Linked DNA regions of Homo sapiens: region 1 is linked to region 2. A link is an interaction called in ENCODE POLR2A ChIA-PET data of the cell type or tissue named here. Cell type or tissue: OCI-LY7. All regions are shown on one strand. Each heading gives the region's core, and the rest is flanking DNA. Links, peaks and the distances in the headings are about the cores only.

Evidence for each region. ChIA-PET counts read pairs that join two places held together with the same protein. Peaks named below come from ENCODE experiments on the same cell type or tissue, not always from the same donor. Only the 100,000 strongest peaks of a DNase experiment are listed, where the experiment ranks them.
Region 1: POLR2A ChIA-PET joins it to region 2 with 6 read pairs; 1 of 35 experiments calls an interaction of 5 or more read pairs at or near these places.

Annotation. Positions count from the first base shown.
Region 1 is chr2:130,831,961-130,837,984 of GRCh38, reverse strand. ARHGEF4 (Rho guanine nucleotide exchange factor 4) reads right to left here and starts at 1,071. Exons shown (of 14, transcript NM_001367493.1): 1 at 993-1,071. The coding sequence starts at 1,031. ARHGEF4-AS1 (ARHGEF4 antisense RNA 1) reads left to right here and starts at 991. Exons shown (of 2, transcript NR_186036.1): 1 at 991-1,675; 2 at 4,869-6,024. In OCI-LY7, for the core only: no CTCF peak of the experiment used is centred there; DNase peaks (open chromatin) are centred at 1,034, 1,394, 2,174 and 3,224; H3K4me3 peaks cover 2,638 bases; H3K27ac peaks cover 1,823 bases.
Region 2 is chr2:130,370,893-130,376,916 of GRCh38, reverse strand. PTPN18 (protein tyrosine phosphatase non-receptor type 18) reads right to left here. Exons shown (of 15, transcript NM_014369.4): 11 at 5,953-6,024; 12 at 5,630-5,718; 13 at 4,434-4,660; 14 at 3,970-4,044; 15 at 1,512-3,760. The coding sequence ends at 3,693. Among named protein-coding and RNA genes, the nearest start is that of PTPN18, 18 kb to the right of the region's middle. RefSeq lists a silencer at 3,984-4,733 and an enhancer at 4,460-5,087. In OCI-LY7, for the core only: CTCF peaks have their summits at 4,058 and 4,264 (motif pointing right); DNase peaks (open chromatin) are centred at 3,706, 3,916, 4,256 and 4,696; H3K4me3 peaks cover 4,000 bases; H3K27ac peaks cover 4,000 bases.

The sequences.
Region 1 (6,024 bases), core at 850-4,849, 460 kb before region 2:
GGGTCACCTGGCTTCCTGCCCCTTTCACTAGAGCTCTCAGGGCCACAGAACTCCGACCTCAACCTCCCGTCTTCAACTCCGGGAGAAGATGGCTGCACAGCCAAGTAGGGCGCCCTCCCGCCCTCCCGCCCCGACAGCCCCACACAGGTCTGCCTCCCCCTGGACCTGCAGCTGACAGCTGGTGGCTCTTCCCCGCCTCTCCTTTCATGCAGTTGCTCCCGGAGTAGGAGCCCATCGGAGCTCAGCACCACCCAGCGTCGCAACCGCCCTCCCGCTGGCTCACCTGGGGAGGTCGGGCTTGGCAACCTGTGGCCGGCCACCCCTGACAGTGCCCCGGAGCCCCCGGCCCATCTTGGGGTTCCTGTGGGGGCAGCGAGGTGGAGGCGTCCCAACTGAGTGGGTCCCGGATGGTGAGCGGGCCCGGAAATCGGGCCAGAGAGGGGGCACCCCGAGCAGGAGCCCAACAGCCCCGACCCCAGTTCCAGCCCCTTGCCGCTGCTGCGCCCTCGCGTACTCTCAGCCTGGGGAATAACAACAGCAACCACTTCTCCCGTACCCACCGGGCCGGCACCAGCCCTCCTTCCCAAAACAGCTGGTACTGCGCCAAGCGGCAGAGGCTCCGAGTGCCCTGCGCGCCCAGGCCGGTCCAGGCAGCGGCTCCGAGTGCCCCGCGCGCCCAGGACGGTCCAGGTGCGGGGAGGCCGGCTCAGGCGCTCGCCCTTGCCCTCTCAGGGGCTCGCCCCGGGCCGCCGTCCCTACCGCCCCCAACGGAGCCCCGTCCTTCCCCGCGCTCGAGACGGCCCCACTTTGCAGGACGCCGCCTCCGGTCTGCACGTCGGAAAGTTGGGAGCGGCGGGGAGCCACGAGGGTGTCCCCACCCACCGGGTGCCCAGGGGACGGCCCGGGGCGCAGCAGCCAGCGCGGGCTGTGCTCCTCCCCACCCGCGCAGGGCGCCGGGAGCCCGACCGCAAGTCCCGGACGCCGGCTCTCACCTTGAAGAAGCTCCGGAGGAAGTGCACGACGCTGAGCATGGTGGCCGCCGGGACGCCCGGAGCCCGGCCGCAGCACTACGAGCCGCGCCGCCGAGCCGGCTCCACCGACGCCACCCCGCGCCCCGCCCTAGGGTCCGCCCCCGCGCCCTCGCCCGGACGCTCCGCCCCCGCAAACCTGGCCACTGGAGGCACGTGAGGTCCAGGCTCCTGCCCTGCCCGCCCCTGGGCTTTGGTCACCCGCGGGACTGGGCACGCACAGGCACACAGCAGAGCCGTCCACAGACCCGGCCCAGGGGCCGCCGGGATCATCCCGCCCAGTCGAGCTCTTGGGCCCCCTTGAAGCCTAGGAGTGTTTTCTCAGAGAGAAAGCAGCACGCTTCTTGCGCATTTGCACATCTCCAACGCAGCGCTTCGGCCTGTCCTCCGCACTGGAGACTCAGGTGCCTCCGCCCTCCTGAGAGCAGGGGCGGCCTCTCTGCTGAGAGTTCTGATTGTCAAGCTCCCAGAACTTTCAGAGTTCAGTCCGCCCAGCGTTCTTGTTTACCAGTTGAGGAAACGGAGGCCCAGGGAGGCTGTGCAGCGCGCCGGCACTCACACACCTGGTGGGGACAAATGTGGACTAGGATATCTGGGACCGAAGTCTTGGCCTCCAGCTCCCTCTTGCCTCCCACTTACCTTTCCAGGTATGTCCTGCAGATAGGATGTAAGTGAATGGTCACACCCGTAACCATTAAGGAGCGCAGCTTTCTGCTAAGGGGCAAAGGGAAGTCCTCGCTGCTTTCTTTGCAGGGGTTTAAGGAGACAGGGCCTGCCAGGAAACACTCTAACCAGCCCTAGGACCGCACTATTTTAAATCAGAAGAAAAAAACTGAGTATAATAAAATAATAATGAATCTAGCCTGGAGTATATTCATCTTTATATGAATGCAGTTGTAAACTCTAATTTTAACTATTTTATTTTATGCAGGAAGAGGCCCACGAAAGCTAAGACCCCAAGGCCCATGTGCACCATACTGCAGCCCTGCTCTGTCCACCATTTCTGAGATCGGCGCCCCACAGAGGGAGAGCATCTGCCCAGACTGGCTTTTTGCACCCCTGCTCAAGCCTGCACCCTCGTCCAAGTCCTAGCCCCACTGAACGCTATGCCTGGTCAGCAGTGCGTGTCAGGGGTGCCTGGCAGAGTGTGCATTTTCCGTACACCCAACCTGTCTCTGCCTCTCCCCAGGCCCTCACAGCAACCAGGCCAGGCGAGAAGCTTGGGAGATAGATACTCAGAGGAGGCACTGTGGGGCCATCTGAAGATCCTGCGTCCCCTGTCACAGCCTTTATGTCACTCAGGGTCCATGACTGTGCTAGAAGCATGTCCCTGAGGCCCATGGTGGTGGGAGGAGGGTGTGGGATTCGGATCTGGGCACCTGGCTGTGCTGCACACCAGTTGTGTAATCATGATCATCTGCTCTAAACACGTATCTTTAACATTCGAGAGGAATGACCGCCTGGTGGGGTTGCCATGGAGAGTACGTGAGAAATTAAACCTCACAGGTGCTTAGCAAAAGTTAATTCGCTCTTCTCTGAAGGCTTAAAGTGCTAATCCCCTGGCGAGGGGGGAGGTCCAGTGAAAATACACAACCCCTGGCCACAGGTTCCATTGTTGTCTGGACTCCTCTGACCAGTGGACAGCCCTGGACCTGGGTTCTCAGACCTGAGTCAGAACCACGTGGAGGACACCATAGAGCTTAGGCTGCTGCCCCTCACCGCTGCCCCCCTCTCACAGGATCTGGGGTGGGGCCTGGGAATTTGCATTTTAACATGTTTCCAAGTGACCCTGAAGCTGCTGGCCCTGGGACCACACTTAGAGAACCCCTGGTTCAGGCTATGGGGCCTGGGCCAGGCTCGCCGTCTAGCAGAGGATCAGACCCCAGGTTGGAGCATAACCGTCATGATGGCTCCATTCATCAGGCACCTGCTGTGTCCCCGCACGCCCAGATCCCTGCCACAGCGCAGCCTCCCTAGAGAAGTGACATCCAATGCTCGAGGGGAAATAAATCAAAGGTAGTTTATGTCTGTCTTTTCCTTCTGGTGAACATGGTTTTAGGAGGACTTGACTGCACTGTGGTGTGCTCTCTCTTTTGCCGTTATTAAAAATAAGAAAGGCAGGCCTGTTTGAGTCGCTGAAGGATTTGTACAATAGAGTTTCTAGTCAGTGGAGCGTCCCATGTTTAAATATGACCCCGACTTCCTGTCTGTCACATATGGCAATTAAACAGGTTCAGCAGCATAGGGGAGTGAAGTGAGTGGTAGGACAGAAAACATCGCAGCAGATTCCAAGTGGCAGAGAGAGCGTGGGCACGGGGTGGACCGATGGAACTTACAGGGGCTTGTGCTTTCCTCGCTGGGCAGCCTGGGCCACTTGCTTTACTTCTCTGGCCCAGAGACCACAGGCTTACATATAGACAGACCTACACTACCAGCTGGGGCCTGAGTCACAAAAGACAGAAACTTCCCCTGGCTACTCTAGCAGGAAAGGGATTTTTGCAAGAATATGGAGTAAGGCATAGGCAGGGGGAGGTGTGCTGACCTGGGAAACAGGCAGCCAGCCGGCTACGGCAGCGGCAGCAGCCAGAGCTCACCAGACAGACTGCCCACTAGGGAGGCTGGGGCTGGTGCCTCTCCCTGCAGCTTTGCTCCTAGACTCTGGCCTCCTGTAATCTCTGCCGACGATCCCTGCGTCCCTGGTCCTTGACCAGCTCCAAAGATGTAAAGTCCAGGACCACCCACGTGTTGCTGTCTGACTGCTGGTGAGTCAGGGGAGCCGTTGTGAGGAGGGCATGAGCCTTCAGCTAGCCTGGTGGGAAGCCGGCCTGCTTGTACAGCTGTCATAGGTGGGGGACAGAAATCAGGGACACGTTGGAAACAGAATCTTTTTTTTTTTTTTTTTTGAGACGGAGTCTCCCTCTGTCACCCAGGCTGGAGTGCAGTGGCATGATCTTGGTTCACTGCAAGCTCCACCTCCCAGGTTCCTGCCATTCTCCTGCCTCAGCCTCCAGAGTAGCTGGGACTACAGGCGCCCGCCACCACCTCCAGCTGATTTTTTTTTTTGAATTTTTAGTAGAGACGGGGTTTCACCGTGTTAGCCAGGATGGTCTCAATCTCCTGACCTCGTGATCCGCCTGCCTCGGCCTCCCAAAGTGCTGGGATTACAGGCATGAGCCACCACACCCGGCGGAAACAGAATCTTAAAAGAGCTCCTCAGGTCAGAAAGCTGGGCTGACCCTAATGATGGCATTCTCCGGGGTGAATATGTAGCGCCGAGTTCAGACCAAGTGACCCCTGACACGCGGGCAGGGCCTGCAGATAGCCAGCTCCGACAGTCAGCGAGGGGCAGTGGCTGGCGGTCAGCCACAGAAAGGCGCAGGGACACTGGTGTTCCCTCTAGGCTGGGCCCAGGAGGAGGCAATGCCCAGGAGAGAGGCTTCACTGCCTCGTCCCCAACTCTTCAAGTTACATTCCCTCCCTCCCTCCTTTTCTTTTCTTTTCTTTTCTTTTCTTTTCTTTTCTTTTCTTTTCTTTTCTTTTCTTTTCTTTTCTTTTCTTTTCTTTTCTTTCTTTCTTTCCTTCCTTCCTTCCTTCCTTCCTTCCTTCCTTCCTTCCTTCCTTCCTTCCTTCTTTTTGTTTCTTTCTTTTCTTCCTTTCTTCCTTTCTTTCTTTTGTTGGAGCCTCACTCTGTTGCCCAGGCTGGAGTGCAGCGGCACCATCTCACCTCACTGCCACCTCCATTTCCCAGGTTCAAGCAATTCTTCTGCCTCAGCCTCCCGAGTAGCTGGGATTACAGGCATCGACCACCACGCCCAGCTAATTTTTTTGTATTTTTAACAGAGATGGAGTTTCACCACGTTGGCCAAGCTGGTTTTGAACTCCAGACCTCAAGTGATCTGCCCGCCTCGGCCTCCCAAAGTGCTGGGATTATACATGTGAGCCACCGTGCCTGGCCTTGAGTTACATTTTCATGGGGACTTGGGACAATCGGAAATGCATCCACCACACTTGCAGACTGACTGGTGATCCTGAAATGATGGCGTGTGGGAGAGGCATGGGCTTCCTTTAAGAGCCGCCAGAGCCAGGGCAGGGGCACCTTGTGCCTTGACATAAGGAAGGCTCCCCTGCCAGGATAGACAGAAGAGCTGCCGAAGAGGTGGAGCCAGGCAGGGGCCACAGGCCCGTGAAGGTCTCAGCAGAGCCCCCAGGAGAGTTGGACTTGCTGCAAGCAGAGCCTATGGCTCTGCGGTTCCAGGAGAACTGTTTGTGCCCCTTGCCCCACTGCCTGCCAGCTGTCCCCAAAAGGACCAGAGGATCAGAGTAGCCCACTCCAGACGAGGTGCGGGCACCATGCTGTTACCATCTGCTGCCCCTCTTTCCATCTTTCCATCTTACTTCCTGCGTGGCCCAGCATCCAGGCTGTCTAGGGCCGTGGGAGACCTGGAGAGCCATTAAAAACAACAACTGGCAGCACACAGGCATTTTTTGGCAGCACACGGAAACTCACACGGAACAGACAGGGAGCCGGAGGTGAGCAGAGTTACCTGTATTTCTCTCACCACCTGAGGAAATTGGGGTTCAAAGGGGTAAAGCACCTTGTGTGTTGGCCCCAGGGGTGAAGCAGGAGGGGCCAGGCCTCTAGGAGGACTGGCACAGTTGGGTCAAGGACAGGGGAGCCAAGAATGTGGGGTGCGGTCAGGACCTGGGATGGCCAAGCAGTGTGAGGTGAGCCAGAGGCCCAAGGTCTCTGAGATGCTGCACAGAGGGGCATTGAAAGGAGCCAGGATTTGAGGAGGAGAAGGGAGGAGGTGGGGGAGGAGGGCTCTTATGCAGACCTGGGGTGTGGGGAGGGGATGTTCACTGACCCCCCCGCCCCACCCTCACCCGCAGGACCGTGGCCAGGCTCCACCCTGGAGGCAGCAGAGCGAGGAACGTCTAATGGGGATCCCGTGTGGATGCCTTTAGGGAGCTCTGCTGTATACCTGTTACCTCTCAC
Region 2 (6,024 bases), core at 1,855-5,854:
CAGATGCTGTGCACCCAGTGGGCTGCACTGCAGAAGAGGAGCCCTGAGCTCAGGGCATATCCAGAAGGAAACATCACCTGCTGCAGTGTCCTATTGCAAACACAGCTCTGAGATGCCCAGTTCAGGAGCGGCCAGGCCTTGCATTCCTGGATACCCAGTGTGTGAGTTTCCTGTGGCTGCCATAACAAATGACTATAAACCGTGTGGCTCAAAACATGTTTATTCTCTTACAGTTCTGAGGTCCCAAAGCCTGAAACTGACGGGTCAGCAGGGTGGTTCCCTCTACTGTCTGTGAGGGAGAATCGGCCAGGCCTCTCTCCTGGCCCCTGGTGGTTTGCTGGCAATCTTTGGCATTCCTTGGTTTGCAGACACTTCATCCCCATCTCTGCCTCCATCTCAATGACCTTCTTCTCTTTGTCTCTGCGTCTCTCTCTCTTTTCTCTTATAAAGACATCATTGGGTTTAGGGCCCATCCTAAATACAGGATGATTTCATCTCCAGGTGTTTTAATTACATTTGCAAAGACCCTTTTTCCAAATAAGGTCGCATTCACAGGTTCTAGAAGTTAGGACTTGGACCTATCTTTTTGGGGGCCACCATTCAACCCACTACCTCCAGGAAAGACCTGTAGGAGAGCAAGAGACGGGTGGAGGATTGCCTCTCCCATTGCTGAGCTTTCTTAACAAGAGAACGGTTTTTATGTCAGCCTGAAGTAGTGATCTACATGAGCAAAGACATGGGTCTGGAAAGAGGAAAAGAATATTTGAGACAAGGTGTCATACTTTACTAGAAGTGAGGAAACCCGGAGTAAATGGTGTGAGATAAATCAGCCTGCACACTTCCTAAGTGTCAGCACTGTTCTCGGAGCTGGGACAGTAGCTGTAAACCAAACAAAAACTCCTGCCCTCACGCAGCTTACATTCTGATCAGGAGAGACAGGAAACAATATTAAGAGGTAAATGTTCAAATATATTAGAGGCAGAATCTAGGAGAAAAGTATCCAAGGCAGAGAGAATAACCAGGGCAAATGCCTGAGTGGAAACTGTGCTTGCCATGCTGGGCCAGGAGTGAGGCTACTGGGTGTGAAGTCAGAAACCAAGAAGGCGCAGAGACTGGACCCTCCTCGCATGCTGACAAGGTGGCCTGCACAGCTCCACATCACATGCACATGTGTATAAAACACCAGACCAAGGCCGGGAGCAGTGACTCACGCCAGTAATCCCAGCACTTCGTGAGGCAGGGGCAGGTAGATCACGAGGTCAGGAGTTCGAGACCAGCCTTGCCAACGTGGTGAAACCCCATCTCTACTAAAAATACAAATATTAGCTGGGCATAGTGGTACACGCGTTTAATCCCAGCTACTTGAGAGGCTGAGGCAGAAGAATTGCTTGAACCTGGGAGGCGGAGACAGAGGTTGTAGTGAGCCAAGATTGCGACATTGTACTCCAGCCTGGGCGACAGAGCAAGACTCCATCTTTGGGGAAGAAAAAAAGGAAAAACAGACCTCTGAATCGGAGAAATGGACAGTTTATTACTCACAGTGAACACAGCAGCCAGAACAGTATCTTTAGTCACTTTCCCATGCCCCTATTCCCAAGAAGAGGGCATGTGGATCGTACCAGCTGGGCAGGCAGTGGGTCTGCATCCCAGGAGAGGGACCCGAAACTGGGAGACTTGGAGATTTTATCAGGGCTGTGGAGGACCTGCCTTTCTTCTCCTCCAGAGATAGATGACTCATTATCCAGCAACACAGAGGTCAGCACCGACCTCACCAGCAGCAGGCTCACAGGAGTGGCAGGGGCATTGGGAGAGTGGGAGGCAGCACAGGGTCAGCTCTTTCACGAAAACAGAGAAACGGGGCAGCTCTAGAGTGGGAGTAGGGGCACAGAGAACAGGAAGGAAAGGCGGCCGGCGAAGGTATGATATCACACCAGCTCCCACTGTGGGCACCCAAACCCAAGCCTCCTGGGAAAGTCTGGGAACTGTTAAAAATCCACACCTCAGCATCACCCTGCCAAGGGGTGGGGTGGGGTATGTACACATCCCCATCATTCCTTGATTGAAGGCTGCAGGAGAGTGGAGTTCATGCCAAGGCACTTGAGATCGACCATGGATGCAGCCAGGCAGAGGCAGAGGAAGGCCAGCCCTATCCCAGAGAAGGGCAGGACAGGGGTGGACATGGGGCCCAGGGCACTGTGGCAGTGCATACAGGGACCTGGGCAGGCACAGTGTCAGTCAGAGGTCCAGAGACCTGAAAGTGAGAGGGGCGGGACCCTTGAGGTTCAGGGAAAGAGCATCTTATACTTTTTCCATTTTGCAGTGACTTGGAGATTTGTCCACACCAGTGCACAGAGACGTGTCCTCCTTTTATTTCTTTTAACAGCCGCTTAATGTTTTATCCTAGCAGGAACCCTACCATGGGCCATTTAAAGTGTTTCAAATCTTAGGGGGCTGAGCCTGGTGGCTCACACCTGTAATCTCAGCACTTTGGGAGGCTGAGGCAGGAGGATTGCTTGAGGTTGGGAGTTCAAGACCAGTCTGGGCAACATGGCAAAAACTCATTTCTTAAAAAAAAAAAAAATTAGACCTGTAGTCCCAGCTACTCGGCAGGCTGTGTGAATAGTAAGGGGTCAGTCTGGTTGGGAGTCTGTCTGGCGGGGGTCTGGCTGGGGTCTGCCTAGATAGGTCCTGATTTGCTGGGGGTCCATCTGTCTGAATAGCTGGAGATGTGTACTCATTTGGGGGACTTGTCTGTCAATCTGGAGGATCATGTCTGACTAGCTGGGGTCCATCCATCAAGACATCAAGATGAGAGTCTGGCCGGCTGGCTGGGATGTCAGGATTCCATGTGGCTGATGTCTGCCTGTCTGGCAGTCCATCTGGTTGGTTAGGAGTCTGTCTGGCCAGAAGGTCTGTCAGCCAGCCAGCCCACCTGAGGGTGGGGGTGGGGTCTGAGAACTCTGTGTATCTGTTCAGCAGGGGATCTGTTTATATCTGTCTAGTAATCTAACTTAGGGGGTCCACCTGGCTGTCCAGCTAGCAGAGATGTCTGTCTTTTGGGGGCTCTGTTTGGTGGTCTCTCTGGCTGCACTGGTCTATCAAGCTGTTGGCTGGTCTCTCTCTCTCTGGCTGGGGATCCCTTTGTCCACCTGTGGACTGTATCTCTGAAGCTTTGGCTGTCTGTCCAGGTTGGTGGTCCATCTGTCTGTCTGCCTATCTGGAGGTCTTTTTATCGGTCTGCCTGGGGTTAATCTGCTTGGCTGTGGTTATGCCTGGCTTAGTTCTGCCTGGATGGCGAAGTGTCCATCCACTTCTCTGTGTGGTCCCCTGAGTGTCCAAGTGAGGGAGGCTCAGGTGCTGAGGATGGACTAGTGCTGTGTGGTGAGGAGAGCAGTCTCCGGAAGCTCATCTGTCCCTTCTCCCCTTCATAACTCAGGGGTCATGCCCCTTCCTGATCTTCTTTCTTGAATCTGCTCTGTGCAGCCTCACCAGCCACTATACCCTAGCTACCTCCTCCAGCCTCAAGCCTTGAATGCTACAGTCATTGGGGCAAAGCCCCCACATTTCCCACCCTGAGAAACTTTAACTTTGATCCAGGCCCACTGTTTCCATTCTGCGCACGGCGCTCAGCAGCACCGGGGCATCAGCAGTCCGAGCTCACAAGAGGCAACAGGCAGGAACTGGCGTTAGACTTACACCCGGGTCCACTCAGCAGGCGGGTCCCGGGGACCCTTCGGCCTCCCAATGCGCAGGTTGAAACCTGGGAGAAGAAGGGTGCCGTGGGTCTCATGGAGAAGCTGAGGTGTGTGGAAGCTGGCAGACATGAAGAAGGCCATCCCCCCGCCTCCAGGTCCTCCTGGTTCACTGCAGCCACATCCACAGGACTAAGCTCCATGCCCCATCAACCCCAGACTCCTGGGTTCACTCAAAGCAGCAAAGTCCCAGCAACCCAGGCTCTACCTGACTTACCTAGCCCACCGGTCTGAGCTCCACCCGCCACGTCCTCGTAGGCGCCAGATCCGGCAGGACTTTGGTCAGCAGGAACTGAGGGCAGCAGACCCCCCACGGGTCAGCTCCGGAAGCCCCAGGGAGTCCCAAGACCCCACCCCTAGCGGGGACGCTTCCCCGGAGGCCCGAAGGGGAGAGCCGAGGGCGCCGGGCGGGAGAAGGCACACACCCCGGACGTGGCCTCCAGCCTTTGGGCGCGGCCAAGACAAGTATTGCCAGGAACCCTGCCCCTGGACCGCGACTGCGACCGCCAGGGGGCGCTTCCGGGGCGTGGCCAGGGACGCCTGGACATCAGCGTCGGGGCGTGGCCAGGCTAGCGGCTGGGGTCCCCGCGGCCGCCAGGGCCTGACGGACCACTGCAGGATGGTTCCGCCCTGCGGATCACAGCAGGATGATGCCCTGAGAAGGAGCAAGCCTCGACTCACCGCGGCCAGGCAGCGTCCCCCTCGCGTCCTCCGCGTGCGCCCCGGGTCGCTGGGCGCGCGGCGTCACCTTGCTGTAGAGCGGCGCCTCCTCCGCGCTGCGCGCCCCCGTCCCCGTCCCCGTCCCCGTCTGCGTCCCACTCCCGGCGCCCGCTGGAGCCCCGCGCTTCTGCACCACCGCGTAGGTGTCAGCCATGGCGTGGCCCGGGGACCCGGGCACAGAGATGCTCCTGCAGGCAGGGAGGGCCGGGAGGAAGTGAAACGGCGGCGCTGGGCAGGGCGGGAGTGGGGAGGCTGCTCAGCGCGCAAACCACGGGCTTCCTTCCCGCCGAGGCGGTGCGCTAGATGGGAGGGAGGGCTCCTTGGGTTGGAGGCCTCGCTTCTGTGTCCCTAGCGCCCTGCAAGTTAGGGGGATGAAGGAGGAACGGGGTCAGCCTGGAGGGTAATTTGGGGCAGAGTGTTGGTTTGAGGGGTGGTCATTTCTGTGTCAACGTCTACTGAACAAAAGAATGCGGAAGTGGCATAGAAGACAGGAAGGGATGGCCGCAAGGACAAGGGCCTTAAGTCTCCGCTGCGAAGGCGGCTCAATCCCATGTCCGCAGCACCCAACGTGCGGCCTGACAAGAAGGCGGCGTCTAGAATTATTTGCTGAATTTTTTTTGTTGTTTTTTTGAGACAGGATCTCGCTCTGTCGCCCAGGCTGGACTGCCGTGGTGCGATCTCGGCTTACTGCAACCTCCACCTCCCGGGCTCAAGCGACTCTCCTGCCTCAGCCTCCGGAGTAGCTGGGATTACAGGCTCTCACCAGCACGCCTGGCTAATTTTTGTATTTTTAGTAGAGACAGGGTTTCACCATGTTAACCAGGCTGGTCTCCAGCTGGGCTCAAGTGATCCGCCCTCCTTGGCCTCCCGAAGTGCTGGGATTACAGGGGTGAGCCACCTGAATTAAGGTTTGATTAGAGGATCCAGGAAAGGCCTAACTCAGAAGGCAGGGCAAGCCTTAGAGGCAGAGGCAAGGGGTAAATGAATCATCTTGGGATAATTGAATCATCTTGGGGTGGGTTCCCAGAGCTCAATTCGAAGAAAGGGCCAGCGAACACTTGGCGAAGTGAACAAGGAACGGACTGGTGTTCCAAGGATGAAGAAGGGGTTAGCCTGAGAAATTGGGCAGGGAAGAATCCGGGGATGGAGCCGGGTACCTGAGGACCCCTCCTGGTGGGCGGGGTATGGCGAGAAGTGCCTGGGGAGTCCGGAGGAAGAGGGCATCGTCGTAGAGTGGGGCACAATTCTGAAGAAAAACAGGAGGGGAGGCTCCTGAGGGAGGAAGCTGGCCAGGCCTCTCAAGGGGCTCTGGGAGAAAGCTTAAGATGGGAGAGCCTGATAAGGATGCCTGGAGGAGGGCACAGGTGGATGTCATAGTCAGTGCCTGCTCCCAGTAGTCCCGGGGGCTGGACCCTGCTCGGGGTCCTGGTCTCTGAGGGTGCTGATGGTGGACAGGAGAGTGGGAAAGGAGCCTCTGTACCTCTTTGATGTTCTGGTAGTGGGGGCTGGCATTCTGGAGTGTGGAGCAGAACATCTGAGCCACCGTGTGGTA